3 separate regions of the Homo sapiens genome follow, and regions 1 and 3 are each linked to region 2. A link is a loop called in an ENCODE intact Hi-C map of the cell type or tissue named here. Cell type or tissue: heart left ventricle. All regions are shown on one strand. Each heading gives the region's core, and the rest is flanking DNA. Links, peaks and the distances in the headings are about the cores only.

The links. Hi-C counts contacts between places; a loop is a spot of excess contacts. Peaks named below come from ENCODE experiments on the same cell type or tissue, not always from the same donor. Only the 100,000 strongest peaks of a DNase experiment are listed, where the experiment ranks them.
Region 1: a loop joins it to region 2, with 5 times the contacts of the local background. A loop is called at or near these places in 9 of 110 quality-filtered maps.
Region 3: it touches region 2 in a loop (3-fold over the local background); 24 of 110 quality-filtered maps call a loop at or near these places.

Annotation. Positions count from the first base shown.
Region 1 is chr9:13,205,985-13,216,922 of GRCh38, forward strand. It overlaps MPDZ (multiple PDZ domain crumbs cell polarity complex component), which reads right to left. Exons shown (of 47, transcript NM_001378778.1): 10 at 10,790-10,878; 11 at 1-115. Among named protein-coding and RNA genes, the nearest start is that of MPDZ, 68 kb to the right of the region's middle. In heart left ventricle, for the core only: a CTCF peak has its summit at 7,525 (motif pointing right); no DNase peak of the experiment used is centred there; H3K27ac peaks cover 407 bases.
Region 2 is chr9:14,428,608-14,439,655 of GRCh38, forward strand. It overlaps TRH-GTG1-6 (tRNA-His (anticodon GTG) 1-6), which reads right to left and starts at 5,404; the gene lies at 5,333-5,404. It also overlaps a transcript of NFIB not described here. In heart left ventricle, for the core only: a CTCF peak has its summit at 5,497 (motif pointing left); a DNase peak (open chromatin) is centred at 9,206; H3K27ac peaks cover 3,706 bases.
Region 3 is chr9:13,028,159-13,039,206 of GRCh38, forward strand. It overlaps the pseudogene LOC100130801. Among named protein-coding and RNA genes, the nearest start is that of SNORD137, 61 kb to the left of the region's middle. RefSeq lists an enhancer at 9,411-9,927. In heart left ventricle, for the core only: a CTCF peak has its summit at 6,198 (motif pointing right); a DNase peak (open chromatin) is centred at 6,243; H3K4me3 peaks cover 637 bases.

The sequences.
Region 1 (10,938 bases), core at 2,808-10,807, 1.2 Mb before region 2:
CGGCTTCCTGCTTCATTCCTCTCCTCATTAGTGTCAGGAGCACAGTTTGTCCTGTATGTCGCAATACCTCTACTGCTTGCTGATTAGTAAAACCCTGAAGGTTTGTGCCATCTACCTGTGATTAAAAAAAAAAAAAAGCATGTTACATGTTAAATAAATGGATATTTGTATTACCAATTCACAAAATGTGTATGTATAGTTGTTAGTGTGAAAAGAATGGAGAATAAGTATTCACCTTATCAGGGAATTGACAGTAAGACCCTAATATCTCTTTGGAAACCAGTATTAACAGGGATGCACTAGAATCATTTGAGAGGCTTCTGTTTATTTTAATATAGATTCTGGGGTACCATATCCAGAAAATGAGTCACTAGTTCTAGGGTAGGACACAGGCTTCTATGCCTTTTTTTTCCCTTTTTGTTGAGACAGGGTCTCACTCTATTGCCCAGCCTGGAGTGCAGTGGTGCAATCATGGCTTCCTTCAATCTTAACCTCCTAGGCTCAAGCGATCCTCTCATCGTATCTTCCCAAGTAGCTGGGACCACATGCACACACCACCACACGTGGCTATTTTTTTTTTTTTTCTTTCTCACTCTGTCACCAGGCTGGAATGCAGTGGTGCGATCTCGGCTCATTGCAACCTCCACCTCCCAGGTGCAAGTGATTCTTCTGCCTCAGCCTCCCGAATAGCTGGGACTACAGGTGCGTGCCACCATGCCCAGCTAATTTTTGTATTTTTAGTAAAGACGGGGTTTGACCATGTTGGCCAGGATGGTCTCGATCTCTTGACCTCGTGATCTGCCCGCCTCGGCCTCCCAAAGTGCTGAGATTACAGGCGTGAGCCACTGCACCCGGCCTACTTTTTAAAAAAATTTGTAGAGATGGGGTCTCCCTATGTTGCTAAGGCTAGTCTTGAACTCCAGGGCTCAAGGGATCCTCCCACCTCAGCCTTCCAAAATGGTGAGTTTACAGATACAGGCCACTGTGCCCTACTTCTACTCCTTTCTAAATATGCTTTTATATTCCTCAGGTGATCTCAATGCACAGTTAAGTTTGGAACCAGAACTATGCAGGATTAAAAGGTATAGAAGACAGTGATAAATGTGCTCACTGAGTGCACTGATGTATCACAAGGTCATATTTATATGGCCTTTCAAAAAAGAAAGAAAAAAAGTGTCCTGTCTATTTGTCTTTTCAGAAAAATACATTTGATTTTCCCCTTTTCACAAATGACAAAACATTCAAAAATGTCCCGGTGATCTTTCCAAAATATAGATATGATCATATCTCCCCAACCCTCTCTTCTACAGAAAACTCCTTAGGACAATGCTCCAAATTCTCAACGTGGCTTAGAATGGCCTGTGCCAACTGCTCCCACCTCCCACCAGCCCCAACCTCATCTCTCATGATGCTGTCCATTACTCTCTGCCCCTCAGCCACAGAGGGCTCACTTCCATTCCTCTGACTTGCAGTTCTCTCTTCAGCCATGGAGTCTCCGCAAGTCCTGTTACCTCAGCCTGGACTCTCTGGATAGCCCACTCTAGACCATGCTCTTTCTCAATAGCTTACTTAGAAAATACATATAATTGCTTTATATTTCAGTTCAATAGTTGTTTTCATAATAAACTACCTTGATGTCTTTGACTGCCGTCAAAGCCCCCTTTTACCCATTCTTCCTCATAGCATTTTTCAGAATTTTAATTTTACATTTTCTGCTATTATGCAGTTTATGACTATATACTCCAAGGACAGGCTCTGTATCATTTTTCCTTATAGTAGTGTCATCAAAACATGGTGCTGTCCATACTATAGATATTAAAATACAGAGCCATTGGCTCATAGGTCAAAAACTTATTTGTAAAGCAAATTATATTCTGAGGTAGATAAATATAAATTTTAACAACATGTTGTTTAATTCATAAAATCACAGTAAAAACAATTTGAAAAAGCAGAGCAATAAATTTAATGCTGAAATTCAAAGTCATTAATATTCCTTAGAATTGCAAAATGACTATAAAATGACTGTACGTGTAATGCTTTTCCAAGCATAGTGGGGCCATATTAGGCACTCAAATGTTTACTAAGTTAGAAAAGATCTGGATTTTATAATCTAAATCTTGTAATTCAGATGTTTACTAACTTAGTAAATATGCGAAAATTATAAGATCTAGATCAAGGCTGGGCGCAGTGGCTAATGCCTAGTAATCCCAGCACTTTGGGAGGCTGAGGCAGAAGGACTGCTTGAGCCCAACAGTTTGAGGCCAGCCTGGGCAACATGCTGAAACCCTGTCTCTATAAAAAACAGAAAAATTACCCAGGCGTATTGGCACATGATTGTAATCCCATCTACTCAGGAGGCTGAGTTGAGAGGATCACTTAAGCCCAGAAGGTTCAAAAGGCTGCAGTGAGCCATGATCATGCCAGTGCATTCCAGCCTGGGCATCAGAGTGAGACCCTGTCTTACATAAATAAATATTAAAAAAAAAAAAAGACCTAGATCAGTTGTCTCCAAGATGGAGTACCCTTACTGCAAAGGTTTCTGAAAGAATATAATAAAACCTCTAAATAAACATTTTAAAAACTCATTTGCTTTGTAAATATGTGTATATGTAGGTGTGTATATATGTAATTATGTATATGTACACATATGTAAACAGCATATAATGTCTAAGTTTATATAGGATATATATATATAATATATATAACAACAATATATATGAATATATAGTGAGGAAGAAAGAGGGAAAATGAGTAGTTATTTTTACTAGAGGGAATATTCAATCAAAAATCCAGAAACCTCTGATCTAGATGAAAATCTCATACTCTGTCAGTTCCTTAAACCTTCTATGATACTTCTGAGCTGGATGGTGACTTGAACATAAGTATCTGGCTCTGTTCTTTCTCCCTATCTCCACCCTGCTGATTCCCTGTTAGAAAAACTAACAAAATAGAACAGAGAAAACACTGCAACAAAACTGGAAACCAAAGAAGCACCAAGGTCCTTAGACCAGCAACTTGGAGGAATTTCTACTAGAAATGGTCTGCGCATGGCCAGATCAAAGGCAGGCCAACTGAATCTCTGTATGTGTGGGAATAGCCTGTCTGGTCTGTAAGAAGAAACTTCAGCAAAAAACAAAAAACACCCTCTCATTAAGTGAGGCAATCAGATGGTATATGTGGATCCTAACCAGTAACTCCAAGAAACACACCAAGTACTAAAGGCCATACTAAGCTGGGTTGCATGTAATAGCACAGAATTACTTTATTTGTAATAAAAATTACCTTAACCACACATGTGTGCATACAAGCACACACACAACTCCAAATAACTCCTGGCTATCAGAGCAAACACAGAAAACAAAAACAGGCAAAATCCCCCAGTGTGATCCTCTACCACTGGTTTCCTCTTCATTTTGTTAATCTACAAATGAATCAAGTGAAGCTACAGTAAATTTAAACTTTCCCCTTCCCTGTCACTTTGTCAATTCTTAAAACATCTGGAAAAAAACCATACAATCTGCAGCAGAACCCATCTCAACTTCTATCTGTATAAGCCCAGTTATTTTTGAGAATGACCAAGGGTCATGGAATGTGAAATATCACGGTCCAAAAGCAGGTTGCACACTGAAGATCGGTGCATGTATCTTCCTATGAAGTTGTTATTGCAGTGAACAGGAAAAAAGATATTTCCTGAAACTTACTATCAAAATAGTTCACATTTCCTTGTATTTATGGAAGCAGGAATTACAAAGAAGAAACAAGTATCTACCCCCCAAAAAAAAGAAAAAGAAAACTTACAATGAAGGCAGTCAACAAGATTTTAAGTACTGCAAAAACAAAGTCCAGGTCATGCATGCAATTTTCCCATAGCTCAGAGGAAAAGAATAAACCGATAAAAAATGATCAGAAACAAGGCTGGAGACTCATAGGCTGAGCTAGGAAATCCAACACACTAATAAAAGAAATTATAAGGAGAAGATGATAAATGAGGGGGAAAAAAATCAAAGAAAGGATTAGGGAGAAGGGAAACTTACCCAACTCTACAAATCAAAAAGGCACATGAAAAAACAGAAAATGATGAGAAATTACAAAAAAAAAAAAACCTCACACCTGAATGTATCCTGGTAAAATTCTTATATTTCAAAGATAAAAAGAAAAAAGATCTACCAGCCTCTAGGCAGCAAAGAGAGAGACTAGGTTATCTGTACAATTGTGGAAAAGAAATTACAAACCAAGAATCTTATACTTAGTGTGATGTATGAGAAAACAGAAATTGTGCTTGAGATGCTATGATTATTAATATCCTATATCAAAGCAAGTTGTAAAAAGGGCCACCAAGCGGAAATTTAAACTAGGTGGTAAAGAACTACAATTCACACACATTCAGGGCATAAAAGAACTAAGTGTTGTTAAATGTTAAGAAAAACTTAAGAGGAAGTTTTTTTTTTTTTTTAAGAGGAAAGAATGCTATATACCCTACCCACCCAGGTATTTCCCCCTTGACTTCAAGTCCAAAGTCACCTGCAGAAGAGGCAATGCAGCAGATTGTGTCTAATGCCATCAGGAGGATAAGGAAGAGGTTGTTTAGCTGCTTTGACAGTGGAGCCAGAGGAAACTTCTGTTATGTTGGGAGCTGCTCACCTCCCTGACTTTGTCTGGGCATAGACCACACAGGAGTGAGCCAGGCTCAAGTCATTTTGAAACCTACTACAGGACTCCAAGGGAATGATGGGACTCAAAAGAGACAATCTATGAAACAGACTGCTGAGAAATCAGGGGCCAGTGGGAAGAAGAGTCAGCTACGTTAAAAATCCATCATCTGTTATTCATGGAAAATTAAGCCAAATATACCTCCACTGGAATCTTCCAAGAGCCCAAGAAGAAACCCTCAGAGATAGTCAGTTCTGAACATCTGCCAGGCTCACTTAGCACAAAGCCATCTTTCAGCAGTCAGACAAAATGCCCCTTCCTTCTTCCTTCTCTTCTCTCAACTTTTACACCATAAAAGCCAAAATAAGGTGTGGGCAGAAAAGAAAAATTAGGTGGGGAGAGACAGACTGAGTGATATACCCTCTATCTCTAGGTAAGCCATCAGTTCATAGCGGGCTTCTAATATGCCAGGGGGTTCATTTGAAATTAGACTATTATTTAGTATGGGAAAAATTTTATTACTAATTTGCAACTGTGTCTGATTATTTTGATTGGCCACAGGATAACTTACTCTACAAGAATACCCCAAGACATGAAGACTTGCCTAAGAGTTCTTCTAGGGGAAAGGGAAGAACCTTCCCCATTAAAAATTAAAAGGGGCAGTTGATGACAAAATTTTTTAAGTTAAGATTATACCTAATAAATCCTCTTTGTCCAACATATTTGTTATCACCAACTAAATAGTCAAAATATAAGAAGTCAACACAAGAGGTTCTCAGAGACAAAAAGTTTAGAAAGTCCGCTAAAACATTCTCTTTCTGTAAAGTTTACTCAAAACACTCCAGCCAAATGAGTTTAATTGGATTTAAAATTCAAACTAAGAAATCTGTAGTATACAAGATACAGTGCTGAGCAACAAAATAAGTAAAATTCAAATCTAAATAATAGTATTACAGCAACAAAATAGAATTTAAATGTTTCATGTCCTTAAAAGAAATATAAGGTAGTATGTAATAATCTGTCTGTAACAACAAACTGTAAACAACATAACGATCCATGATTAAGCCTGCTTCAATATATCACAACAGACCTACATGTGCTTACATAACTACCTTTCCCAGGTAAGTTTTTAAGTAAAATAAAAAGGTATAGGCAAATATAATATGATGCTATTTAAGTATAAATACATAGAATTTTTCTAAATTTTAAACCATAAACTATTATTAGTGGCTATTATGAGTGGTTTCTATGAGAAGGCTTTTTAACCATGTTCAAATTTTATATTCTTTAAACCTTAAAGACAAAAATTAATGTAAAATAAATGAACATGTTATTTACTCTCACAGTAATAAAGGAAAAAAATGGCAAAAATCTCCATGTTGGGGCTCCATGAAAATTCATAAAATGCATAGAACTTTAGGCTGTTTTTTATCTGCAAAACATTCTTATTGTTCAATTCTATCTAAAAGTGAAGTTTTATTTAGAAAAATCTAATGTGTATGATTTTGTTTATTTAATAACAACTTAAAATATGTTTAAAAACTGTGTTTTTTTCCTTTATCTTCTGAACTTGATGACTTGGATTTTAAAATGTATTCCTTACTCAAATGACAGAGAATAATACTAGCACAGAAGAAACTGCTATAATGGAACAGTCATGAACTTTTAAACCTAGACTTCTGTTCAAATGTCTTAGTTACCTTCATCTGTATTATGGAAATAAGATCTATTTTCCAAGAATTATACCACATGGCACTTTGTACTGGGAAGATACTCAGAAGCTGGTTATTAAAAGAGTAAAGAAGTGAGTAATAAACATAAAAATCTCCAAGGCTTTTCTGGGAGAGGTTTTTGTTCAATATAATCACACCCATGCTACATATGAGCCAAAGTCACGAAGCCTAAGGGGTCCTGGTTAGCTCTGGTTCCCCTTTATCACAAGAGAGTCAAGAAGTCAGTTCAGAACCCATGGTACCACAGAGAAGAGTGCAGTAGAACTAGGTAGTATAATGGCAGCAAATTGCCTATGTGCTATCTCATGAAAAGAAGAGATCCAGGCCAGGTGCGGTGGCTAATACCTGTAATCACAGCACTTTGGTAGGCAGAGGCGAGAGGATCTGTCAAGCCCAGGAGTTCAAGACCACCTGGTCAAGGTTTAAAAAAAAAAAAAAAAAAAAAAAGAAGAGAGCCAACATCCTCGTAGTGTGCACTGCAGACACTGCAATTAACAGGAACAATTACAGGGGAGAAATACTAGTTGGAACAACTTACAAAATCTGGCCCCTGAGCATACTCAACCTAGGTTGCCAGGGCCTCCTCCAACATATCCTATACGTATAAAGAGAGAACTTCAATCTATGAACACAGTCACAGAAAACCAAAGGCAACGTTTGACACTTTTCCTTATTTATATGCTTATTTAATAATTTTTATCAATCATAATTTCCTACTGCTTTTAGCATATTGAATATCAAACTAAAAAGAATGAGTGTTTTTATCTAATGACAAGTTTGTTCAACTTTTTGAAAAAACAACAGACTCCTTTTGTCAAATAGTCAAATTATTTAAAGAATACCAACATATGAAATGGGAAAAATGGAGACATTCAGTCTATTCCTTGTCACTGTAATGCCTACAGTGAAACCCTGTTGACCCAGGGGTCCACAGAACACAATGTGTAAAACAAGAACCTTATAACAAAATATTTTTAAGTTACAAAATAACTCTTCAAAATAGTAAGAAATAATTTCTTAATCTCATCACTTCAACAACTACAAAATAAAAATAGATTATACTCCTAATAGCTGCTGTCAAAACAAAAATCGAACAAATAACAGACAAAGACTGCAGTTGTGAAAATGCAACTGGATGTGAAGAACATTACTGCAAATATCTCAAAAGTCCACAAGATGGTGATATTTAGTAAAAAATTAATACATGTTCAAAAGCATTGCATGATGTTCTCCAGGAATTTAAAATGCTTATATCTTTGTAGTAAAAGAATGTTTGCTAAAAATTAAAAATCAGAATATTGATGAGTGAAGTCAAGTGATTTTATTGAAAGCAAGAAAACAATTCAGAGAAAAGATTCTTCCACCTTTGCATCAACAATTTCCTTCATCACTGACCTTGCCTAAGAGGAATTATATTTGAGATTCCACTTATATAAGAATGAAGATAATGACAAATTTAGGGGGAAGTTATCATGAGACTCTTTCAATGATAGCCCTCAATAAATAATATCTGCTTAATTATTAAACTGCTATCAGATATCTGCTATCAGATATTGTCAATAAAATACTCATTTGATTTTCCTGAATATCACACAAGAGAAGTTTCCTTATCCCAACTTTGTAAGTGAAGAAACTGAATCAGGGCATTTGGTAACTGGTAAAACACAGAATTATCATAAGATTCAGCAATTCCACTCCTAAGTATACACCCAAGAAAAATGAAAACATATATGTACATAAAAGCTTGTACGTGAATGTTCACAGCAGCATTATTCATAACAGCTAAAAAGTAGAAACAACCCGAATGTCCATCAATTGATGAATGGGTAAATAAAATATGGTATATCCATATAAAGGAATATTATTCAGCAATAAAGGGAAATGAAGACTGAAACATACTACAATACAGATGAAACTTGAAAGCATTATGCTAAGTGAAAGGAGTCAGTCACAAAGAACCACATCTTGTATGATTCCATTTACAGGAAATATCCAGAACAGGCAAATCCATAGAGACAGAAAGTAGATTGGTGGTTGCCCAGGACTGGGAGAATGGGGGAGAAGGTGACTGCTAAGGGGTACTGAAAATGTTTTTAGGGTTCTGAAAAATGTTCTAGAATTCACCATGGTAGTGAACGCACAACTCTGTGAATACACTAAAAGCTACTGTACTGTACATTTTAAATGGGTGAATTGTATGGTATGTGAATTACATTTCAATCAAGCTTATTTTTTTAAAAGTTTTCTAATTGATTAATATAGATTACTTAGGAGAAAAAAGTAAATTAGCTATGCTTTCAATTTGTAATTCAGCATCAGATATGGATTTAGACTCCGTATGTATTCCTTCTGTCTTTCACTTTCCCTCAAAACAAAAACATGTACAGTAATTCATTTACATTGTATGGTAAAATGGAGATACACAGAGAAAGCTCACTTCGGGCATATAGCCAGATGAGGTGGCAAGCACAACTTGATCTTTAGTGTAGATCTGAAGAGGTGAACAGGTGTAGGTAGGAGTTTCACAGAACAAAACCCAAGAAGACTCACGGAGTTATAATGTGGACTTAAAGGGAGAGATAAAGGACTCCTCCATTTTTTAAAATCGTGGTAGAAAAACACAATATTTACCATCTTACCCATTTTGAATAGTACAATTCAATAGTGCTAAGTATATTCACATCATTGTGCAACAGGTCTCCGGAATTTTTTCATCTTGCAGAACTGCAGAAATATACCCATTGAACAACTCCTCATTTCCCCTCTCCCCAGTCCCTGGGAGCCACTAATCTACTTTGTGTTTCTATAAGTCTATTTTAGATACTTCATATCAGTGAAATCGTACAGTATTTGTCTTTTTGTGACTTATTTCACTTAGCATAATGTCCTCAAGGTTTTTCAGTGCTGAAGCATGTGATAAGATTTCCTTCTCTTTAAAGACTGAATAACATTCTATTGGATATATATATATCACATTTTGATATATATATATCAATATGTGTGTATATATAGCAATATGTGTCTATATATCTATATATGTCAACATATATATCAATATGTGTGTATATATGATATATATATATATATCACATTTTGTTTATCCATTCATAGATATTTGGGTTGCTTCCATGTCGTGGCGAGTGTGAATAATATTGCTATGAATAAGGACTCCTCTACCTTAATATCCTACTTTCTCACTATTATTAAGATTCTAAGGGAACAACAGAAACTTAAGCATAAACAAATACCTAATAAGATAAATCAGCATTCCCTCAAGATGTCTTTCAAAGAATATGAATATATGTTTGGAAAAATAAAGACCTCACAATTACAAAAGTTTAGTAAACACTAAGGTAAAACAGATAAACAGGTTTCTCTATTGCAGGTTTTTTTTTTTTTTTTTTTTTGTCTTTTTTTAGAGGCAAGATCTCATTCTGCTGCCCAGGCTGGAGTGCAGTGGTGCAATCATAGCTCACTATAGCCTTGAACTCCCAGACTCAAGGAATCCTCCCACCTTGGCCTCCCAAGTAGCTAGGACTACAGGCAGACAACATCATGCCCAGCAATTCAGCAATTTGTTTTTTTTTTTTTTTTTTTTTTTTAGAGATAGGATCTGCCTGTGTTGGGATTACAGGCATGAGCCACCAGCTCAGTGAAGACACCCAGCTGTCTTCAATTTTTCTATGTGCACTGTGAATTCATACAAGACTATATTGTAGGCAGTTTTCCCTTAAACTTATTTGATAAGGAAGTTTTGTTGCAGGGTCTCTTGAATTTCTGTTTCAGGCTGCAGTCTGGGGAGTCCGGTATCAACTGAACACTGAAATTAAAGTTGGGCTCTTCTGTACAGTGCCTTGAATAGCCATGTTTAAAACACATTGATGTTACAACGATAACAATGATAGCTTGAACTAATTACAAGAAGCTAGGTTTTTTTTTTTTCATTCTTATATATCCTCAGGGCTGAAAGCAGCCGCGGCCATAAAGCCAACAATAACAGTATCATTCTGCTGATTAAAAAAAAAAAAACAATGCAGGCATCCCTAATTCATATTCCAATACCCTAAAGGTACTGGACATCTGGTCTCTACCTCTGGAGTATCTGCAAGGAACGTATAAGTGTAATATTAATGTAATAAATTCATTACAACCAGAAATTAGATATATCAGGAATTATTCAAGAAGGAAGTCTCCCGTTTGGAACTGAGATGAGTAAAGCTTATATCCAATACCCTTATTTTACTTCCACAAAATAATAGAAAGGGTAATTGTAATAATAGCCTCAAGTCACCAAAAAAGCTTAAATTAGTACAGAGTTAACTCTAGCTCTCAAAACTAAGTAAACTAGGAGAATACAATTCTCAACCATGAAAATTAACAAAGCTATTGTTAAATGTGTAACTTACTGCTATAATTTGGTCTCCAATTTGGATTCTTCCATCATGCTCAACGGCACTGCTTTTTGTAATGCTCTTTACAAAGATTCCTGAAGGTTCTAAGATTAGAAATAGTTTATTTTTCACAATTTTCAAAGCACATTCAAAGAATATCCATC
Region 2 (11,048 bases), core at 1,332-9,331:
TTGCTCCAGCCTCTACAGGATTTATGTGGCTTCATTAATCACACTTTCTTTTGAAATGGAATTTTCTGCCTCAAAGCCTTTGAACGTTGACATTCAAATACAGTATATTCTTTTAAAATCACCTCTGGATAAAGACAACACTGTTGAGGTAATTCCCCCAGATTGCAGGTGGAGTCTGGTCCTCTGATCTTGATAATACACTGAAAATAGGACCTCCCTTCAGAAAACAGAGACGTCTGGTAAGATTAGGATACTGGATGCTGACACCCTGGGCCAGGAATCCTTGGAAGAAAAAAACAGAAAGAAAGAAAAAGCCCCTGGTCTTTGATGAACGACAAAAAGCAGCGCCATCTAGTGGCAATTTCGCTTATCCCGGCGCGTCTTGACCGGGACCTCCCTGCCTGGCTCTTTGCTTATTATCAGAGGGACTGGAACACACAAGTTCACCATTCTAGGGGCCGCATGACCTGCAATCAAATGACAGAGCTTAGGTGAAGACATGCACGTCTTACAGCTGCTGCCAATCAGAGTGGCACAACCCAAGGCATGTTTATTTTTGGTTGACTTTGGTATGCTGGGAAGTCCGTACAAAGAACATAGAACAAAGATTATGGCTCTGGAAAGGAAAGGAAGGGAAGGGGAGTACTGGTCATCAGGATTCACACCAGATATACATCCCCTTACCTAATTCACATAATCTCTCCGGTTTGCTAAGAAACCAAAGTACAAAGAGGTCAAGTCCAAAGTCAAGGAGTCAAGAGTGGCAAAGGCAGGATCTGAATCCAGGTCTCTTTAGAAAAGCTTTGTCTCAGATTTAGCTTTTGTCAGAATTTTCCTCCCTGCAAGGCCCACATTTCCAGGCCTTGCCACAGATCTTCAGCTTTTAAGGGTGATGTTACTAGTTAAGTGATAACATAACAGTTAGGAGCACCGGCAGAATTGTCAATGTCTCATGCTTCCTATGGCTGAGCTACAGAGGGAAGAAATAGTCCCTTCATCATCCCTCAATTCTCGGATCCTGTGGATGAAATTGCAGCAGCTGTTGGTGGGTAAGCACTTTCTTTTCGCAAAGCCACCACCAGCTGACACTCTGGGTCCACTGCTGCTCCAGTGTCCTGCACCTTAGGAGCGCCGCCTCCCCACCACTGCTACCATGGGGCCTGCAGCAACAACCTCTCTGGCCAGCAGTACTCCCTGAAAGTGAATTCCATCCATTCAGATTCTGATGTAATAAATTATTTTCTATGCATTGGCATATTTTTATTGGAAAAAAACCACTTATTCTTCATAATTTGGGAATAGATGTTGGTTTTTAAATAAGAGAGTATTCATTGTATGACTAATTTACTTTGAATTCAATTTATGACTTAATCAGAAAATAAATGTTAATTTCCTTTATTTATGAAAGCTCACTAAAATGTAGGCATAGAAAATATTGTAATATAAACCCTTTCCAATTCAATAGGTTAATGGTGGAGATTAAGAAGATAACTCTGACCCACTATACTGGAGGGAGCAAGCAAGAAAGAGGCATTTAGGTAAAGCCATAAGCTTATGGTAATAAAGCAAGCATATGTAGTTCTGAATTTTTAATTCAGGTACTCAATTACAGTTACATGGGTAAAATTTTTTTTGCTTGAACAAACTCTAGTAGATCACTGACTGCTGCTACACCAACACGAGGGACAGAAAATAACAGATTATACAGCGAATTAAGACTTCTTCTTGCCATGGTAGTTGACTCTGAGGAAGAAAAGAAAAAAAAAAAGCTTTCCTGACTTTTCAATGAGCAAATGATGTTATAATTTGAATAAACGGATCCAGGGAATGACAATGCAACTGGTGAAAACTACAGTTGTCAAAGCCATGTGATCAAAATCAGGATTCTGTCCTTTTTCTAATGTTTCCTCATTAAAGACTTGTCAAGGAATCTAGTTTGAGAATGGCTTGCCTTTTCCCTGAAATGCTATTTATTTATTTATTTATTTATTTGAGACACAGCCTCATCCTGTCACCCAGGCTGGAGTGCAGTGGCACGATCTCAGCTTACTGCAACCTCTGCCTCCCAGGTTCAAGTGAGTCTCATGCCTCCGCCTCCCAAGTAGCTGGGATGACAGGCACTCACCATCTTGCCTGGCTAATTTTTTTATTTTTCGTAGAGAGGGGGTTTTGTCATTTTGGCCAGGCTGGTCTTGAACTCATGACCTCAAGTGATCCAGCCACCTCGGCCTCCCAAAGTGCTGGAATTACAGGTGTGAGCCACCACGTCCGGCCCTGAAATGCTTTATAATTGACATTTTGGAGAGACAGTTTTTGTAAGATTATATCATAGTCTCCCTGATGTTTCATGAACAGGTATTACGTTTGGTATAAAATATAGACAATATGGGCATGGAAATAATGGGGCCTTTGAGATATTTCTCAAATGATTCTACAAAATTTAAAAGCAGATAATTTCTCAATGTAATTCAAAATTAGAATTTTCTCTCATAACTTGGGCTTTAACATTTCTGAAAACTAACTCAATGTTGTGTTGGTTTTAGAGTAAAAACACATTTTAACAACAGCAAGAAGGAAACCCAATGTCAGCAAACTCTTTGTTGATGAAAACAACCATTGGTTATTATGACACTCAGTCACAATAACCTCATGAAGAGTGAACCAGGACTGCAAACTTGGACATGGATCTGGCCACTCAGTAGATCCTGACTCTTCTTCTACCCCTGGATTGTAGTCTACTTAATCACATTTTTTAAAAAAAAACTTCTGAAGTCAATGGTAAAGAGTCCTTTTGCTAATGGAAAACTCACTCTAGAGAGTCTATCAATGGAGGCTGGATGGTGGGTGAGTGCACAAGGCAGCCTTAAAATAGTAAGAAGAAATATGATTTGTTGCATGCCTGCCAGGCACCAGTGTTGCATTTCTACCATGTGCTCCTGTTCTAAGTGGCTTCTGTTTGTTTGTATATTATTCTTTTAATTATCAAGGTAATATCATCTCCCCTCTCTCCACCATTTTTTGTTTTGTTTTTTTTTTTTTTTACTGTGAGAGCTTAGATAACTTGCCCAAATTCAAGTTGATTTATTTGGTAGAGTCAGGAAGGTTTTGTGCTCTTTCCTAGCTAAGTTGGGAGCACTGTCATCCAGGGGAAAAAGGCCTCTCTTGGTGAGACAGAGGAGAGAAAACAGGAAGTGCTCCCCTGGTCCAAGCAGTTGCCCTGTGTCCCTATGCAGAAAGTTGAGTCCAGATTGATTGTCATATTCTGACTTCCCCTCCCCCACTGCTTTTCTTTTAAACAAGGCAGTAAATTTGTTAGTAGTTTGGCAACTGAACTCATGGGTTGGTGGAAGTAGCCACCAAATGGTGTGCCTGACTCATGCAGTGGGAAAAGCTTCTGAGGGAGACAACTGAGGTGTCTCTGGGGCTAGCAATGCTCTTACTGTGAGACTGGCCTCAAGACAATGGAGAGGCTCTCTTGTATGCTACATATATCTCTCCCCATGTACACAGTTGATTGGTCCAGTGATGGACACCTGACCAAAGGTAAGCCAATAAGATCCTTCCCTAGTATTTTTTGAGCAGTAACTAAGGTAATCTCCTGCTGGAGACAATGCTTCAGATATAAAAGGCAGGAGTTGCTGCTGGCTGCCATGTTTCTTGCCATGTAGAAGTCAGTCTCAGAGAATAAAGGCAACATTCAGAAAGAAATATGGGGTGAGATGGAGATAGTTGGTTCTGGTCATCTTTTATTCCCTAGTTCCAATTGTTTCTTAAGCCCCTGCTACACCCATTCCTGGGTACATGGTTCTCTCTAAATCAGTACATGTTGTTTCTTTAGCTTGTGACCATTGAATTCTGACCAACACAATCTCCTTCTTCAAATGAGAAATTCATTGCACTTTCAGCCTCTTAATACAAATAACCATAGATGGGCTTATTCTGTTTTAATGTAAGAACAATTGCAATTCAGCTGTCTTCTTGAAACAGTATTAGTACCAGGCAGCTGAGAAGGACTTGCAGACTTGAGGCAAAGCCTAGGTTAAACTCTTTGGAGAAGGGAAAGCACAATTTGTGGGGGATAAGGGGCAAGGGGTGAGGACTGGGGAATTTGCCATATTTAGGAAGAGGAGACCTCAGAGTAGAAAATAGTCTTGAAAGTGGGTATTGAAAGAGGACATAAGCACATTTTACTTACTTCATAATGCTATGAGGCCAATATTTTTGGGTCCATAATCAGAGACTGATCTTTTCTTGGAAAGGGAGAAGAGATATTTATTGCAGTTTTTCTAGAATATTACTTCTAAGAATTTGCTGGCTCTGAAAGAACTTGATAGATTCTGTTTCTAGTTTGTGCACATATTTTTATTTGAAAATATTTTTAGTATTACATAAATAACAAATATGAATTTTTGCTAGGCTGTCTGTGAGACAGGGGTTAGGGGCATTAAAAAACACCTTCTGGTGACCCCTTATTTAAAACATAGTGGGGTATAATTTTGGAGCAGTAAAACCTCATTATAACATACTTACAGTTGACATTTTCAGGCTGTATTGTCCATGTTTTTAAGTCCTGGAGAAAGGCCCATTAAAGCTGTGTTTCTCACATTAATTCGACATTTAACCACTTACAATACAAACCCCAGTCTTTTGGAAAATGTCATTAAAAATTTTTTTGCCATATATGGACATTATTTATTGTTTGAGCCCCATTGTCTACTTATAATATGCCCTTTATCAGACCCAAATGCCCACTTCAGAGATTTTCGTTTTGAGCAACAACTGGCTTCTTACATTATCCAATGATGCAGGAAAGTTAAATTACAGCCAGTTCATATCATAGAAACAAAATGTTTCCTGCAATTACTGATAAGGGACAGTTCATTTTCTCTCTGTCATCCTGAAAAAACCCTCCCAACAACAATTCATGCCTGGTTAAACAGGATTTCCACATCTACTGCTGACATCTTTCCAAATAATTCAGGGTTGTTATTACTGTATAGCCCTGGCAAGGCTCAAAAGCAAGCAGACTTGACGAGTCTGCTCAAAGCAGAACTTAAGTAGTTGTAATTAATAATAATTACATGCCCACTACACTCCAGTTTTATCATATTACCCATCAGTGCAAATAAAAAACCCCACACACAACACACTTGCAACAGGATTAGTGCATTAATAAAGTCACTCTGCATATGTCATCTCCCTGAAGTTGAAAATATTCATAATGCTTTCTGTTTTATTGATTTTCATGATTGCATGTCTGGTTGCAAATGTTGTTTAGATGTAATACAGCTTGGGATCAGCCTCGTTCTCTTCCAAAAACCTTCTCCCCTCCTGCCGTGACTCGGATTCGAACCGAGGTTGCTGCGGCCACAACGCAGAGTACTAACCACTATACGATCACGGCAAGCTACTGAAGAGCTGAGCACTAAGCTTTCTCTAAGAGCTATTGCAATATTAAAATTTGTGGAAACACTGCCATCTATTGCCTAAATACGTACATTTTCTTAATATTTGGAAAGAGAAGCTGTGTTCCCGTAATTTCTAATTATTTAGAGGAACAATAATAAATTCCTTGAAAATAAAATGAGCATTGTCTTCTGGGCTGATTGGGAAAGTTGTGATAGGAGAGGATTCACTGGGTTTGCTGTCCAGGAAATGGTGATGAAGGTAACAAGACTAAGAGATACCAGTCTGTTGACTCACACTTCCTATGTTTAATCAATAATGGATATGGATTTCCCACCCCAACCACCACCAAATAATGCTGCATTGAATAACATATGAGTCTGAGCCTCTTTTGTGCATCTTTTCACCACTAGCCTTATTTCCATTTGCTTAGGCAGCACAACAATAAAAAATATAGCAAGAACAAAATGGGGACTGCAGAGACTCAAAAAGACTTGCTTTTCCTACTAGGGGAAGCCAAAGTCAGTATATCCTGACTGAGGAAAGGATCCCTTTCAAACTCATTGATCCTTGAAGCTAGTTTTCTCCCCGCCAGAATAGCTATAGGCCTTAAAGCCAGAATCATCTCAGCAAGAAAAGCTTCCCAATAACATTAGTGAGCCACCACACAAAGAAACTGGAGTGTTCTATGCTAGATAAGTTTCAAGAGGAAATTGATTTTAGATTTCTTTGCTGTAAAACTTGAAGTAGTAAGTAGTCTACACAAGATATTCCAAGGGCTGAAAATCTTAAAACAAAATGCACAGGAATACCTAATCAATGGATTGTTATCAGGGTGCCTCCTTTAATTCCTCTATACAGAGAGGACCTGGGAACAGCTGGAGCTAGCTGGCACTGTATGTGGGTGGCAAGAACCTCATGCATGTATTGATTGGGTGCCCACAGCTCTAAGGCTTCTAGAAGGAGGATATCTCTGAAGAGAAAAGTTTCACATAAATGTTCACTCACTCACTCCCATCTGATCATCTATAGCCCCTTTTCTTTTTCTTCCATCTCTCACAAATACATCTTCCGTCTATGGCCACATAGAAGATTCTTGCTTGGAGTTCCTGCTCCTGAGCCATGCATGCCCTATGCAGGAACCAGGCAAGGCATTCTCTGGCCTGAAGAGGAATACATGTGGGTGAGTCTGGTGAAAGTTCACCTGTGGCAAGAGGGCAAACCAAATCTCCTGCTCGACAAAAGAGGACATAATTGTTTCCTAAAATATAATCATTCATGTACCACCTTCATAATTTTTGCTGTGGCCATGTACCAACTGAACCACAGGAGAAATAATATTTGTAAAAGATCAACTCATAGCATACAAATTGTGGAACCAGACTATCTGGATTTGAATTCTGGCTCTATCACTTACTAACTGGGGCAACTTGGGCTGCTTATTAACCTCTGTGCCTCTGTTTTCTCATCTATTAAGTGGAGATAAAAATAGCAACTACTTCATAGGATTATTATGAGGGTTAAACAGATAAGTACATGTCAACCTAAAATAGGTCTGTCACATAGTAAGCACAGTGGAAATGTTAGTTACATTACTATAATTTAAATACAAAATTTTCAAATGAAAGTTTACAACATTCCATATATTTAAAAACATAGTAACACATTCCATAAATAGAGGTCACTCTAAAACAAAATGTGAAAACAAACCAATAGAATTAAATCCTAGCAGACACTGTAAGCTCCGAGCTCAAGTTCTGCTCTGTGTTTAAAAGGAAGGTGGGCAGATCTGTTAAAACCTCATCGGCCTCAGAACCAGGCTTCTTCTGGACTCTTCCGAATGACCACAAAAGATTTGAAAAAGGAATAACTTTCTCTTCACAGATTTTAATACTATTAAATGCCACACCCATTAGGTAACTCCTTAAATTACTTCACACATTGGATCTGTCGGCTTAGGTCATACTATGTGACAATGTGCAAATCTTAGTGGCTTGGAATAAGGAAGGCTTTCCTTCCCTTGCGCTGATCCACATTTATTGCATGGCCCTGCTCTCTGTCTCCTCACTCAGGCAGCCAGGTTAAGGTAACAACCACTGTCATGAACTCTGCTCATTGCTTTGGCAAATGGAAAGAGCTCTGCAGATTCCTGAACCAGCAATGAAAATCTCTTCTTACAACTCACTGGCTAGATCTGGTTCCATGGCCTCAGCCTGTTATAAAAGTCCCAGGCAGTGCATCCCTGCCATATGCCTGGAAAGCAGAGAGCTGGAAATCTTAGGTGAACATCACTCAGGACTTCCAGCCATGCCACTAGTGGTGAATCTCAGCTTGGAGAACTCTGTGAGGCTGTGTGCCTCAAGACACACATGACTGGGGAGCAAAACCCTGACACAGAGAAGTGTTCACCAGGTAAGGCTTTCATTTGGCATCTGTATGGGCTTCTCCTTTACTTGATGTCAGTCATTGTGTGGATAGACTCTGAAAGGTTCTTGCCTGTTAGAGTGAGATGGACTTTTGAACAGTTACCAAATTTCTCCTGCACATTCACTGTCTTCTTAGGATACGCATTCAGATTTCTTCCACAGCGCCAAATACCTGTGACTCACTACAAAAGGAAAAACCCATGGGACCAAAACATGGTTTCTGATGGCATTTGCAACTTCTTGGCAACCTACCACCTGATTATTCTTTTTCTCTGATTGTGCTATATCAATAGTGACATTATTATCACTCTCCCACTAATTTATTCATGACTCACAAAGACTTGGGATCTACTATAGTTCAGTTATTTTTTCTGAATCTTAAGGATTCAGTGGAGAAGAAAACAGAAATGGATCATGATTTCACACAATTTATAGTCTAGTGACTGAGACACAGATGAATAGAGATAATATATGAGCTGGCACCCCGGAAGGAAATTTCCTTAAAAGTTTTCAAATGAGGTTGAAGTTGAGAAAGGCAGGAAGGCATTACGAGAGAGAGGGAGGAGAGAGAAAGAGACAGAGAAGAAAGTGGCCTGCTTTGTCTGGATTCCAGTTCTTTCTCCAACCCTTCTCTGTGTGTGACCTTGGACTAGTCACTTGACCTCTCTGTGTCTCTATTTCCTCATCAGAAAGGTAAGGTAAATTGGGCTAGATGAGCTTTCAGATTCTTTATGCCTCTGACATGCCATACATTTAATATAGGGAAATACATTTACCAACAATATCCAAATGTAAAAAGTGTGCAGGAAAAAACACCTATTCAAAGCAGGAGAATCTTATAGCTATTATAGTTATCTTTTATGTGTTTTCTGAAGTTCATGGAAGCTGTCCCTTTGTCGGTTTCCAAATGTTGTCAGCCTTATTTCCCTGCCTATGGCAACACATTTTAAATAGGGATCAGTCTGTTGTATGAGTGATTTAAGTTGGGTGTAAGCAAGAAGTTCCTGCTTGTGCGGGACATTAAACTATTGAATTCATCCCCAAAGATTGTTGACTTCCCCTTCCAGAGTTTTAAAAGTAAGATGACTGTTTACCAGGGGCTCATTGTTCCACGTGAGAGAGCCTGGCTTTCCTGCCTCTCCTCAGGCTTCCTGGAGCTGCTCTTCTGATGGAGTTGTTCCTCTCCCTGGTTGTTTATAATGGATTCTAACAGAGGAGCTGGGAGCTGACAGGAGGGCCCGGGACCGGAGGGGGTCCCCCACCTCCCCAGCTGAGTCCTATCTCCAGCATTGCCACTCCTACCTTTTTTCCCAGGCCAAGCTCTGTGTTCTCCTGCTCGTCCCTCTTCTCAGTGTGCCTCCTGCCTCGCTGGGGGTAGGGAAATGACAGTCGGATCCATCACTGGGCTGGAGGCCAAGAGTGGCAATCCGTGAGGCTGAGGCTGGCCCAGTGCCCAGTTTTCAGACAAAGACAGGTTGGGAACCCCCCTGCAATGAAGAATCCACGGTTCCCTCCTCCCAGAGTCCTGCCTCTTGTTTCTTGGGTACTTTCTAGAACACCACCCCCATCCTAGTGTGTGTGTGTGTGTGTGCGCGTATGTGCGTGCGTGTGCACGCATGTGTGTGTGTGTGAGATGGAGAGAGAGAGATTGGTGGGGGGTAGATGAGGGGGGACTGAGAAGCAGGGAGGGAAGGAGAGAAAGGCTGGACAAATCTCGTGCTTGTAAGGGTACCAAGGATTGCTCATATACTACACACACTCATGGAAATAAATCATGTTTTTAGGGGGAAAATAAGATAGCTGAAAGCAGAGGAAGCCCAAGTCAATTGCAGGTCCAGATTTCAAGCTTCCAAATACATCACCATCAGAAAGAAACGCTGGGTGCTAAATAGTCTTACGTGTGACCATCTCAACGCTTCCTGTGTGTATCAGAAAATCGTTGATCCTGAGAGAGCATGAAACACCAGAGAACAACGCATTATTTTCAGAATTCTTGTAACCACAAAATGTTTTAACAGTTTACATTTTCGAGAGTAAACTGCCTGGAGTGATTTTCCCCCTTGCTTATTAATGAATTCTATTTAACCAAGTCAGAAATCTTGCTGTGGGGAAAGCTGGAAAGGGGGTGGTGGAGGTGGAGAGGGGTTGTTGGTTGGTGGTTTAATTTTAATTTTTTTTGCCTGAAGGCACCATTAGAAAACTCCAGATGCAAAGCTTTCTAATAGAATTCCTCATCTGACACAGCCCCCTGGAATACACGGGCTTAACCTTTACGATCTGGTGGGCCAGGCCTCTATTTGGAAACCTCGTGAGCGGGGGCTGATCCATTAATGATAATGTGTAATAACAAAGAGCCGGGAGAACAGCTGAAGGCCTGGGGCGGCAGAGAATGAGGGCTCTGCATGTAGAAAGAGGGGTGGCAACAGGACGCCCGAGGAAGAGGGACATGGGGTGGAGAGAGGGATTGCTGAGTACTGGAGAGCCTGGGAACGCCCCCAATGACCACATTTTCTCTTACCATCACATTAAGATTCTGAGGTTTTAAGAAAGAAAAGTGTCGGCCGGAAGGAGCCCAGTTAGCATTCTGGATTTATGGCCAACAGGGTTCTAACCAATCCCTGTGGAGCTACTTTTTGTTAAGAAGTTTCAGGCTCGGCGTTGTGGCTCGTGCCTAAAATCCCAGCACTTTGGGAGGCCGAGACAAGAGGATCATTTGAGGCCAGGAGTTTGAGAACAGCTTGGGCAACAAAGTGAAATCCCCTCTCTACAAAAAATAAAAAGATAGCCAGGCATGGTAGCACAGGCCTGTAGTCCCAGATACTTGGGAGGCTGAGGTGGGAGGATCCCTTGAGCCCAGGAGGTCAAGGCTATAGTGAGCAGAGCTCACACCACTGCACTCCAGCCTGGGTGACAGAACGAGGCACAGGCTACTTGAAGGTCTGGGGCTGATAGCCTTGGACAAATGATTTAATCTTTCTGTGTTTAAATTTCCTTCCTAAAAAGGGGATAATAATAATACCTGCGTTATAGGGCTATTGTGAGGATTGAATAAACATACAATGTGCTTAGAAGAGTGTCTGGTACTTAGTAAGTGCTTAATAAATATTAGCTATACTTTGGCCACCCCAGATGTGGGAGTGAGCTTCCCTGAGCCTCAGGCCAGAAAGAGGGGGTGCCAGGAGAGCTGGCACATGCTGAGCCCCAGAAGTGGCCTGA
Region 3 (11,048 bases), core at 1,470-9,469, 1.4 Mb before region 2:
TTCCATTAACAAAGAAAAAAAAAAAAGCCAGGGTAGATTCTCCAGATGGTCTCAATCCACATCATTTGGGTGGAAACCAAATGCTTCAACCTGTCTCGGCAAAGAACATCTCGTTTCGAAATAAAAGTAAGAAATGGAATGCCTATGGTGATTTTGAAGATGGATTAATGTTTAAGTGACTTACATTAAAATGCACATGGCTATCGATTTCCTACAGGACGTATCATCTCAACCCAAAGCCCTTACGCTGGAGAGGTTCTGCTGTCTGTGTTGAATTTAAGACAAATGTATACATGACACAAGCATTTTCATTCATAGTCTATTATTTTATTCTAAACTCCCCTCTTTTCCTAACTCCTTCATTATACCTTTTCACCCCCACTCCTGGCAATTATAGCTACTTCTTTTAAAGCAATAAAGGATTTTAAAGGGGAGAATGTATAGCATCTCCACCAAGTACAATCCACAATGTGTATTTTATTTGAGTTGTTAAAGTTCTTGGCCATCAGAGATACTACTGAGTATATTATGGCTTCCGTATTTTCCATCTGTCTTATTTACATATTGATATAAAATGGCATGTGTAGAAACACCTTGAAATAATGTAAATTAAGCATTTTGCAAAGGAACATGTCCCTTAAACAGCATAGTACATACATTTTTTAAAGTTTCCATGTAAGTAGGAAATATCTTTCTGCAAACTGAGAAGAGGCAAATTTTCCTTTGCTCCCTTGAAAGGTCTGTATTTCCTCTGTTCATGACTGATCAGACTCTTCTAATTCCTTTTCAAAACTGTAGGCCCAAAGGAGACTTTTCCCCCAATTTCTGATCCACATAGCTTACAGGGGAGACTTAGAAAATATCTGTAATATCCAGGAAATGGTGTGTATGAGACAGCCAGAAGCAAGTCTCTGAGATTCTCCTGCTATGCAACCTACTATCTACCTCCTTCCAGAAATGTCTGGGTTATTCCTCCTATTGGAATGGAGACTCCACATGTAAGCATCACGCTGCATCCTTAGAGGTAGTAGAGGGGGAATATCTATTGTTTACCTACCTTAAGAGAAGCCCTCTCTACTAGATCCTCAAAAATATCAAAGTATGGCACCATTCCTGGCCACAAGACAGATACATTATAGTTGGGTAAATAAGGTAGCATTTCTATTTTAAAAAAATATTAATTATTCAAAATAAATTGAGTTCAGATACTAATACTATATTAATAGAAGTGCAATAGAATAAGAACTTACTCTGGGATGAGTCAGGCCATCCGGGTAAACTTCAGAGGGGTAGAGACTTTGATTTCACAGCTTTGATAACACAGCTTTGAGAATTCCTTGTAACATAAGCCCTGCACTCAGGCAGGTTGAGAGACGTGGAGGTGGCTGCAAGCAAGGCTTTTGGTGGGTACATCTATTCCTTAAAACAAATAAATAAATAAAAATAAAATATATTTAGTGAATCGGATACTATCATAGGTGGAGAGACAGTAAAAAAAAAAAAGCAAGATAGAATGTCAGGTCCTTTAGATTTAATATTATAGAGTAAAAAAGCAACAAACATGTAATGGGAAAAAAAATCATCACATCAAATTGTGATAAGCATTATAGGAAAATAAAACAGGATGACGGCACAGGGAGGAATAGCCACTTCAACCAGGATGGTGAGGGAAGACCTTTTTAATGAGCTGGCATCAGAAAGCTCATCAGAAATTGACCTGGGACAATGGCTGGGCAGAGAATGTGCAGGGCAGGATTTCCTCAAGTCTAGGTTGTAGAACTCTGGCATCCTGGGACATGTCTAAAAGTGATAAGAAAAAAAGAACCTTTTCCATAAATTTCCCATGTGGAGATTCATAATACACATTAGCAAATTAGAGATGCTTGAAAGTCCACAGTAAGGAGAACCTATTCAACTCAATGCTTCTCTGACGTGCCTGAACATGATGGTTGTTTTTTGGGGTTAGTTGTATATGTCTGTGTTGGGAGTCATTGGGGAGGAGAGGCCAGTTGTACTCTAATAATATCTCTACTACTGGTTTGCAAAATGCTGTTCATGGCAAACTAAGAAGTTTGAAGACTCCAATAGAATAAAACCTGAATGGAGCCTCCTGTAGTTGTGCAACATGTTGGCCTGTTTAGAGTTTGATCTATAATAAATAAGAAGCCATTTTAATTTTCGTACAGGAAACATACAGGGTAAAAGTGTCTGTTTTGATAGTGTTACCCTGACAGTGATAATGCTGAGTAAAGTTAATGAAGGAAAGAAAACACAGAGTAGTTGGGAAAGTATTGCTCTAGCCTAGGCAAGAATGCTTGAACCTCAACAACAGCAAAGGAAATGAACAGCCAAGGGAAGATATGAAAGATTACTAAAGAAGAATTTGCCAAACAAGAGAAATTGCCAGATATCTGGAACATGGGAAAGATACTAAATATTGAGTTGGAAGCAGTGGGTTGGTATTAAGGTGATAAATCAGAAATAACAACAAAAAAGTAAATAACATTATAACAAGCAAACTGAGGACAGGCAAGGACAGCGGATGAAATGGCAATAAGGATTGAAACAAAATTTTGGTTATGATATGAATAGCCTAGAGTGAAAACTTTAGGAGTTTATTACTCATTTTATAAGGAAGCTACTAAAGCTTTCTTAGTAGGGCATGGGAAGATTAGCAGTATATTTTTGTAAGCTTTGTTGGGTACCAGTGTAGTTTAGAATTAACTGGAGAAGGGAGACAGTGGAGCAGTGTCTAAGAGACAACAGTGGGAAAAGGAAAGAGGAGAGACTCAAGCTGTTTCACTGCTAGAATATGGCAACAGGCAGGGCCAAGTTTATAGCAAGCACTCACAGGTACAGAAAAGTCAAGCATGGGCCGGGCGCGGAGGCTCACGCCTGTAATCCCAGCACTTTGGAGGGCCGAGGCGGGCGGATCACGAGGTCAGGAGATCGTGACCATCCTGGCTAACACGGTGGAAAGCCCATCTCTACTTAAAAAAAAAAAAAAAAAAAAAAAAAAAATTAGCTGGGCGTGGTCGTGGGCGCCTATAGTCCCAGCTACTCGGGAGGCTGCACTCCAGCCTGGGCGACAGATACTCCGTCTCAAAAAAAACAAAACAAAAACAAAAACAAAAACAAAAATCAAGCATGATAATATTGTTATCAAAATATCAGAATGGAAAGAGGGGGAAGGCAGTCAAAGTTAAGGGTGGAGGCAGCAGGTGAATCAGAACAGATTCTCAGTTCCATCTGGAACAAGTTAAGTTTGAGTAGCTGGTGGGTTAATCAGGAAGACACATTCTGCAGACAGCCAAAGCTGAAGGGAGATGAAGATTGTAGAGACAATTAGGTTATCACTGAGGTTAAAAGTACCAAACAAGACTGTCCTGCCTCCACGACTTACTCTCTGTGTGACTCTGTGAAAGTTACTTATCTTTTCTGTGACTCAGTTTTCTCTCTCTCTTTTTTTTTTTTTTGAGTTGGAGTCTCACACTGTTGCCCAGGCTGGAGTGGAGTGGTGCAATCTCGGCTCACTGCAACCTCTGCCTCCCAGGTTCAAGCCAGTCTCCTTGCCTCAGCCTCCCAAGTAGCTGGGATTACAGGTTCCCACCACCACGCTCCGCTAATTTTTGTATTTTTATTAGAGTCAGGGTTTCACTATGTTGGCCAGGCTGGTCTTGAACTCCTCACCTCAGGCAATCCTCCCACCTCAGCCTCCCAAAGTGCTGGGATTACAGGCATGAGCCACCGTGCCTGGCAGAAAATAACATTTTAATTTTGTCATCATGTTTACATAAGTTCCAATTTTTTTTAGGTCATGTAAATATAGAGCAATTTAGGCAGAGAATAATTTCAATTATTGACCACAAGAATTGTTTGTTTGTTTGTTTTAAAGAAAGATTTTTTTCTTTTCTCTCAAAATGGTACTGTGACCATAAAGACATTTTCCTATAAATTCATAAAGAAAATAAAGATAGTTTGGTGCTTAACACTCGAGACACCTGGAGGTAAAATAAATAGTTGCCAAGGATTGTATTTACAATTATATTTTATATGAAGTAACACATGGTCTTATTAGCTTCAGTTTAATATAATTCTCCCTGCAAATGTCAGTGGAAGTGAAAAGAATCTTCCAAAGAAGCTGAACCGGAAGCCGATATGCTTACAAGCATGGGCGTTGGGTTGTGTTTTGATTTGGTAGGGAAAGTAATGGAAAACTCTGGGCTTCCTAGGTCCCTCTTCCTTGACGTATAGGCCACAGTGATTTGGCAAAAGCAGAACTGAAGCAGAACTTTCTGAATTTTTTCAGCGGTAGTATATGACCCCATTATACACACCAACTGTGTGGGCTGAGCACGTGTGAGCAATGGAAGTGAACAACCTAACACAAGATGAGACAAGGATGATTTAGTGAAGAGTCGCAACGCCTTGAGAACATAGCCATAAAGCAGGTTTATTTTCCCAATCATTGTTAACAAATATGCTCTGCTCATTAAGATCACATTTTTTTTTCAAGCTTGTTAGCTCATCTGATCATATAAATTTTCACTTGTTTTATGTCATTAGAGGAGTTCCTTTTTCCCGCTCCGGCGCCTCATTGTTGGAGCAGGGCCATCTCCACATGGGACTTCAGGGAGGGAGGCTGCCGCTCTCCCTGAACGCTGCGATCGCTGAGGCCTAGAGGCTGGGTATGAACACAAGTGTTCTTCCAGCTTCCTACTACCTGCTGTTTTTGAGTCTAAAATTATCAGAGATTGTTCATATTTATTCATTTATTTTTGAGATAGAGTCTCACTCTGTCGCCCAGGCTGGAGTGCAATGGCACAGTCTCGGCTCACTGCAACCTCTGCCTGCCGGGTTCAAGCAATTCTCCTGCCTCAGCCTCCTGAGCAGCTGGGATCACAGGCGTGCGCCACCATGCCCAGCTAATTTTTTGTATTTTTAGTCCAGACAGGGTTTCATGAGGCTGGTCAGGCTGGTCTCAAACTCCTGACCTCGTGATCTGCCCACCTCGGCCTCCCAAAGTGCTGGGATTACAGTCATGAGCCACTGCGCCTGGCCCTAATATTTATTATATGCATGACCCTGAAGTGGCCAGGAAAAGCTGAGATTGGGAGGTAAACCAGACAAATGAAACTATAACAGGGCCAGGATTAGAAATCTCCTCCCAAATTCCCACTTCATGGCTCAACTACTAACTAAAACCCTGGTGCTCCTCTGAGCAATAGGAAGTTAAGTAAATTTTCCAAAGCCATTAAGAAAGCTATGCTTGTTTAAACTCTCAGTGTAACCTGAAATAGTTTGAAACAACTGTTTAGAAAAAGTGGGGAATAAACGCTATAGAGGGAAAGTAGGAAATAATAACATAGATAAACAGGCAATAAACAAGAAAATGGCTTTTGTATCAAAGACAGACAGAAAACATTTTTTTCTTGATGGTTCACTTTCCACACATGGAAGTTAAGCTTAACAAAAGAAGAACTGTTTTCTGTCTTTCCCATCTTTATCTGTATCCCTCGGCACCAACAGTAGTACCTACCACACAACTGGCTCTCAATAAATAATTTGAATCAATGAATCAATTGATAATTTTGGCCAGATTTTTAAATAGATTATGGACAAAATTGATACGAGTAATAGTGATACAGCGGTAGTACCTGGCACATAATTGGCTCTCAATAAATAATTTGAATCAATCAACCAATTAATAATTTTAGCCAGATTTTAAAGAGGTTATGGACAAGTGATACAAGTAATAGGATCAACACAGGTTTTCAATACAATAATTAGATTATAGCACTGAACGTCTCTGTCAAATATTAAATGCTCTCATTTAGCTTCCAGATGTTCTTTTCATTCCTGCATTAGAATATTTATCAGACTGCTGTAGCCATTTGTTCACATGTCTGTCTGCCCCACTAGACCACCACGCCTGCCTTTCTCCTGCTTGTATGTGTCTGGCACATAGCGTTCAATAAATATTTGATGAGTGAAGGAACAAATAATAGGTACCTGGAGAGCAAACATTCCAGATGCGTTACTAATTGAGATGTCAGAAATCCTTCAACTTTTCGATGAAAAAACAACCGTAGGGTAATATGCTTCTCAAGGTTTCTCAGGCCCGATGAACGATTTTGGTTTATTTTTCCATTCCTCAAATGCAGTGGCGGGGAAAAACGCGTTTCTTCCGCTGAAGTTACAGAGATGAGCACATGATGGCGCTCGCGCTGCACCGTAAACCCAGAAGCAGCTGAGCAGTGTGGATCCCTGGGCTCCTCCACGTCCCTCCCTCTCCTCTTCTGCCCCCATTCTTCTGCTGTTTCCCCTCCGATCCTCCCTCCTACCCATCCATTCAAGCTCCATACATATTAACAGTTGCCAAGAAGCTGTCAGAACGGAACTGGGGTACTGTCCACCTGAAGCTGGTATTTTCTTTGTTCTGTGACAGGCCAAATTCTGTGTACTCCTTTTTTTTTTTTTTTTAGAAGAACATTTTGAATGCTGTTTAAATTGTGTATCTGTAGTTCAGGATAGTTATTTTTACTTTGCCCTTCATTGGCCCCTGCAAGTACCTATCCTTCCTAAGCAAAATAACCAAGAGAGCAAATGGTGTCCTAAGTCATTATAATCCCCTCAGCTAGGGAAATTGAAACCTAAGCCTTTGCCAACATATACAGAAGAAGTAGACAGTTACAGACGATTGCTACGTTCAGTGCAGATTGGAAAAGTTGGAGAACAAAAATAAGTTACATGATAATCACTTACCTGTTAAGAATTAAAAGTGAGTTTAGAAAGTAGATAACTAATGCAGTTTTAAAAAATGGAAAGAGTAGCCCGGCATGGTGGCTTGTGCCTGTAGTCCCAGCTGCTACAGAGTCTGAGCAGGGAGGATCACTTGAGCCCAGGAGGTCGAGGCTGCCGTGAGACATGATCACGCTACTGCACTTTAGCCTGGGTGGATGACAGAGAGACCCTATCTCAAAAAAAAAAAAAAAAAAGAAAGAAAGAAAGGGAATGGGGATAGAAGTTTTTAATTCAGTCTTTAAAGTGGGGTTTTCTTTTCTTTTTGATTGAGGCAAGCATTATATACGAGGGCTTGCTCCAAGGTTTATGTTTTGTTATAATTTACATTTAATAAAGTGTATTCATTTAAGGAAATAATCCAGTGAGTTTTGACAAATGTGTATACACTAATGTAAAACACTGCCACAATCAAGACGCATGACTTTTCCAATGCGTGAGAATGTTTCCTCATGATCTCTCAGGCCAGTCCCTGCCCTCACTGGTTTCTATTACCTGAGAACACTTCTACCTGACTTTGACCTTCATGTAAATGGACTCACACAGTATACATGCGTTTTTTGTGTCTGGCTTCTTTTGCCCAATATATTTTTGATGTTCATCCACACTGTAGAGTGCATTTGTACTTTATTCTTTTATTGCTGAATAGTGTTCAACTATATGAACATAATTTTTTATTCGTTTTCTTCGTAAATCCTTAAAATGTTTCCAGTTTTGACTACTATCACTAAAGCTTCCATAAACATTCTTATATATGTATTTGTGTGGATATATGCTTTCTTTTATTTAGGTGAATACCTAAGAGTGGAATTGCTGGGTCATAGGGAAGTTGTAGGTGTTTAATATTACAAGACACTGCCAACATTTTTCAAAGTGGTGGTGTTCCTTTCCTAGGAATTCCATAACAAAATACCAAAAACTGGGTGGATCAGAACAAGAGAAATTTATTCTCTGAGTTCAGGAGTCCAGGAGTCCAGTATCAAGGTGTTCTCAGAGCCACACTCCCTCTGACAGCTCTAGGAAAGAATCCTTCCTTGCCCCTTCCAACTTCTGGTGGTTGCTGGCAACCCTTGGCATTCCTTAGTTTGTGGCAGCATAATTTCAATCTCTGCCTCAAGCTCATCTGTCTTCACTTGGCCTCTTCCCTGTATGTCTCCTCTGTGTCTCTGTGTATCAATTTCCATCCTCTAATAAGGACACCAGTCATTTGATTTAGGACCCATTCTAAACCAGCATGACCTCATTATAACTTGATTACACCTGTAAATATCCCATTTTCAAATAAGGTCACATTCTGAGGTTCCAGTTAGACATGAAGTTGGGGGACACTATTCAACCCCATACAGTGGTTGAACAGTTTTACAATTTCCACCACATGTATGAGAATTCCAGTTTCTTCACATCCTCAGCAGTGCTGGATATTGTCATTGTCAATTCTAAAATTTTAGCCATTGTTGTGTGTGTGTAGTGGTACCTCATTTGGGCTTCAAATTTCAATTCCCAGATAACAATTGATGTTGAGCTTCTTTTCATGAACTTGGCCATTTAGGGATCTTCCTTTAGAAAAGTATCTGTCTTTTGCTCATTTAAAAATTAGGCTATTTTTCTTCTTTTAAATTGATTTTTAGGAGTTTTTTATGTCATTTTTAGGAGAGATAAATCGTTTGTCGGATACATGTATTGCAAATACTTTGTCTCCCAATCTGTGACTTCACTTTTCATTTCCTCTTTTTTTTTTTCTTTCTGAGATGGAGTCTCACTGTGTTGCCCAGGCTGGAGTGCAGTGGCACAATCTCGGCTCACTACAACCTCCACCACCCAGGTTCAAGCCATTCTCCTGCCTCAGCCTGCCAAGTAGCTGGGATTACAGGTGGCGATCACTGCAACCTGGCTAATATTTTGTATTTTTAGTAGAGATGGGGTTTTACCATGTTGGCCAGGCAGGTCTCAAACTCCTGACCTTAAGTGATCCACCCCCTGGGTCTCTCAAAGTGCTGGGATTACAGGTGTAAGCCACCATGCCCGGACCACTTTTCATTTTCTACAGTCTTTCAATCAATGGAAGTTTAATTCAGGTAAAGTCAAATTTTTAACTCTTTCCTTTATATTTATTGCTTTTTGTGTCCCCTCTGAGCAATCCACCCAAACTTAAAGCTGCAAAAATATTGCATTTTCCTCCAGAAGCTCTATAGTTTTACGGTACCACAATGATTCTAAGAGACCTGCAGCCCTAACCACATAGCTAAAACTATAATCTATCCTAAACTGATTTTTGCATATGCTGTAAGAATTAAAGTTCATTTTTTCCCCACATTTGTGTAGTTGTTGTGGCTCTATTTGTTGAAAAGAAACTTCTTTCTCCATTAAACAGCATTAACTGAAAAATTGTTGACTGTTTACGTTGTGTTGAAAATTAATTAATGGCATATATTTTGTTCCAACCATCTCCTTGCCTGCTCACGCCATATTGTTTAGGTTACTATCATTTTATAGTCTTAAAGTCAGATAGTGTGAGTCGTCCAACATTGTTCTTTTGACGGGTAGTATCGTCTCTTATAGATACTTTTCATTTGCATGTAAATTTCAGAATTAACTTTTCCGTTTCCACCAAAAAAGAAAAAATACCTTTTTGGATTTCACTGGGATTAAATTGAATTTATAGTAAGTAGGCTTTTTAATAGTTAATTTGTAAAACCCATTTCTTGCTCAGAAAGCCTCATCTTCTAATCTTATTTAATTTTCCCAAAAGTGTCTTGTTTTTGAAAAATATGTATAAATGTCTCAAGCCAGATCAGAACCTATTTTGAAAATCTTGGAAATCATCCAATCCATTTTAAGCAACTCTGCCTTGAAAAAAGAAACTTCTTCCCGATAATTTAAGTCTGTGGAAAGATTTTTCTGACATTAAAAAATGTACATACTTGGAGGGAGGAGCCAAGATGGCCGAATAGGAACAGCTCCGGTCTACAGCTCCCAGCGTGAGCGACGCAGAAGACGGGTGATTTCTGCATTTCCATCTGAGGTACCGGGTTCATCTCACTAGGGAGTGCCAGACAGTGGGCGCAGGCCAGCGGGTGCGCGCACCGTGCTCGAGCCGAAGCAGGGCGAGGCATTGCCTCACTCGGGAAGCGCAAGGGGTCAGGGAGTTCCCTTTCCGAGTCAAAGAAAGGGGTGACGGACGCACCTGGAAAATCGGGTCACTCCCACCCGAATACTGCGCTTTTCTGACCGGCTTAAGAAACGGCGCACCACGAGACTATATCCCACACCTGGCTCGGCGGGTCCTACGCCCACGGAGTCTCGCTGATTGCTAGCACAGCAGTCTGTGATCAAACTGCAAGGCGGCAGCGAGGCTGGGGGAGGGGCGCCCGCCATTGCCCAGGCTTGCTTAGGTAGACAAAGCAGCCGGGAAGCTCGAACTGGCTGGAGCCCACCACAGCTCAAGGAGGCCTGCCTGCCTCTGTAGGCTCCACCTCTGGGGGCAGGGCACAGACAAACAAAAAGACAGCAGTAACCTCAGCAGACTTAAATGTCCCTGTCTGACAGCTTTGAAGAGAGCAGTGGTTCTCCCAGCACGCAGCTGGAGATCTGAGAACGGGCAGACTGCCTCCTCAAGTGGGTCCCTGACCCCTGACCCCCGAGCAGCCTAACTGGGAGGCACCCCCCAGCAGGGGCACACTGACATCTCACATGGCAGCATATTCCAACAGACCTGCAGCTGAGGGTCCTGTCTGTTAGAAGGAAAACTAACAAACAGAAAGGACATCCACACCAAAAACCCATCTGTGCATCATCATCATCAAAGACCAAAAGTAGATAAAACCACAAAGATGAGGAAAAAAGAGAACAGAAAAACTGGAAACTCTAAAAAGCAGAGCGCCTCTCCTCCTCCAAAGGAACGCAGTTCCTCACCAGCAACGGAAGAAAGCTGGATGGAGAATGACTTTGACGAGCTGAGAGAAGAAGGCTTCAGACAATCAAATTACTCTGAGCTACGGGAGGACATTCAAACCAAAGGCAAAGAAGTTGAAAACTTTGAAAAAAATTTAGAAGAATGTATAACTAGAATAACCAATACAGAGAAGTGCTTAAAGGAGCTGATGGAGCTGAAAACCAAGGCTCGAGAACTACGTGAAGAATGCAGAAGCCTCAGGAGCCGATGCGATCAACTGGAAGAAAGGGTATCAGCAATGGAAGATGAAATGAATGAAATGAAGCGAGATGGGAAGTTTAGAGAAAAAAGAATA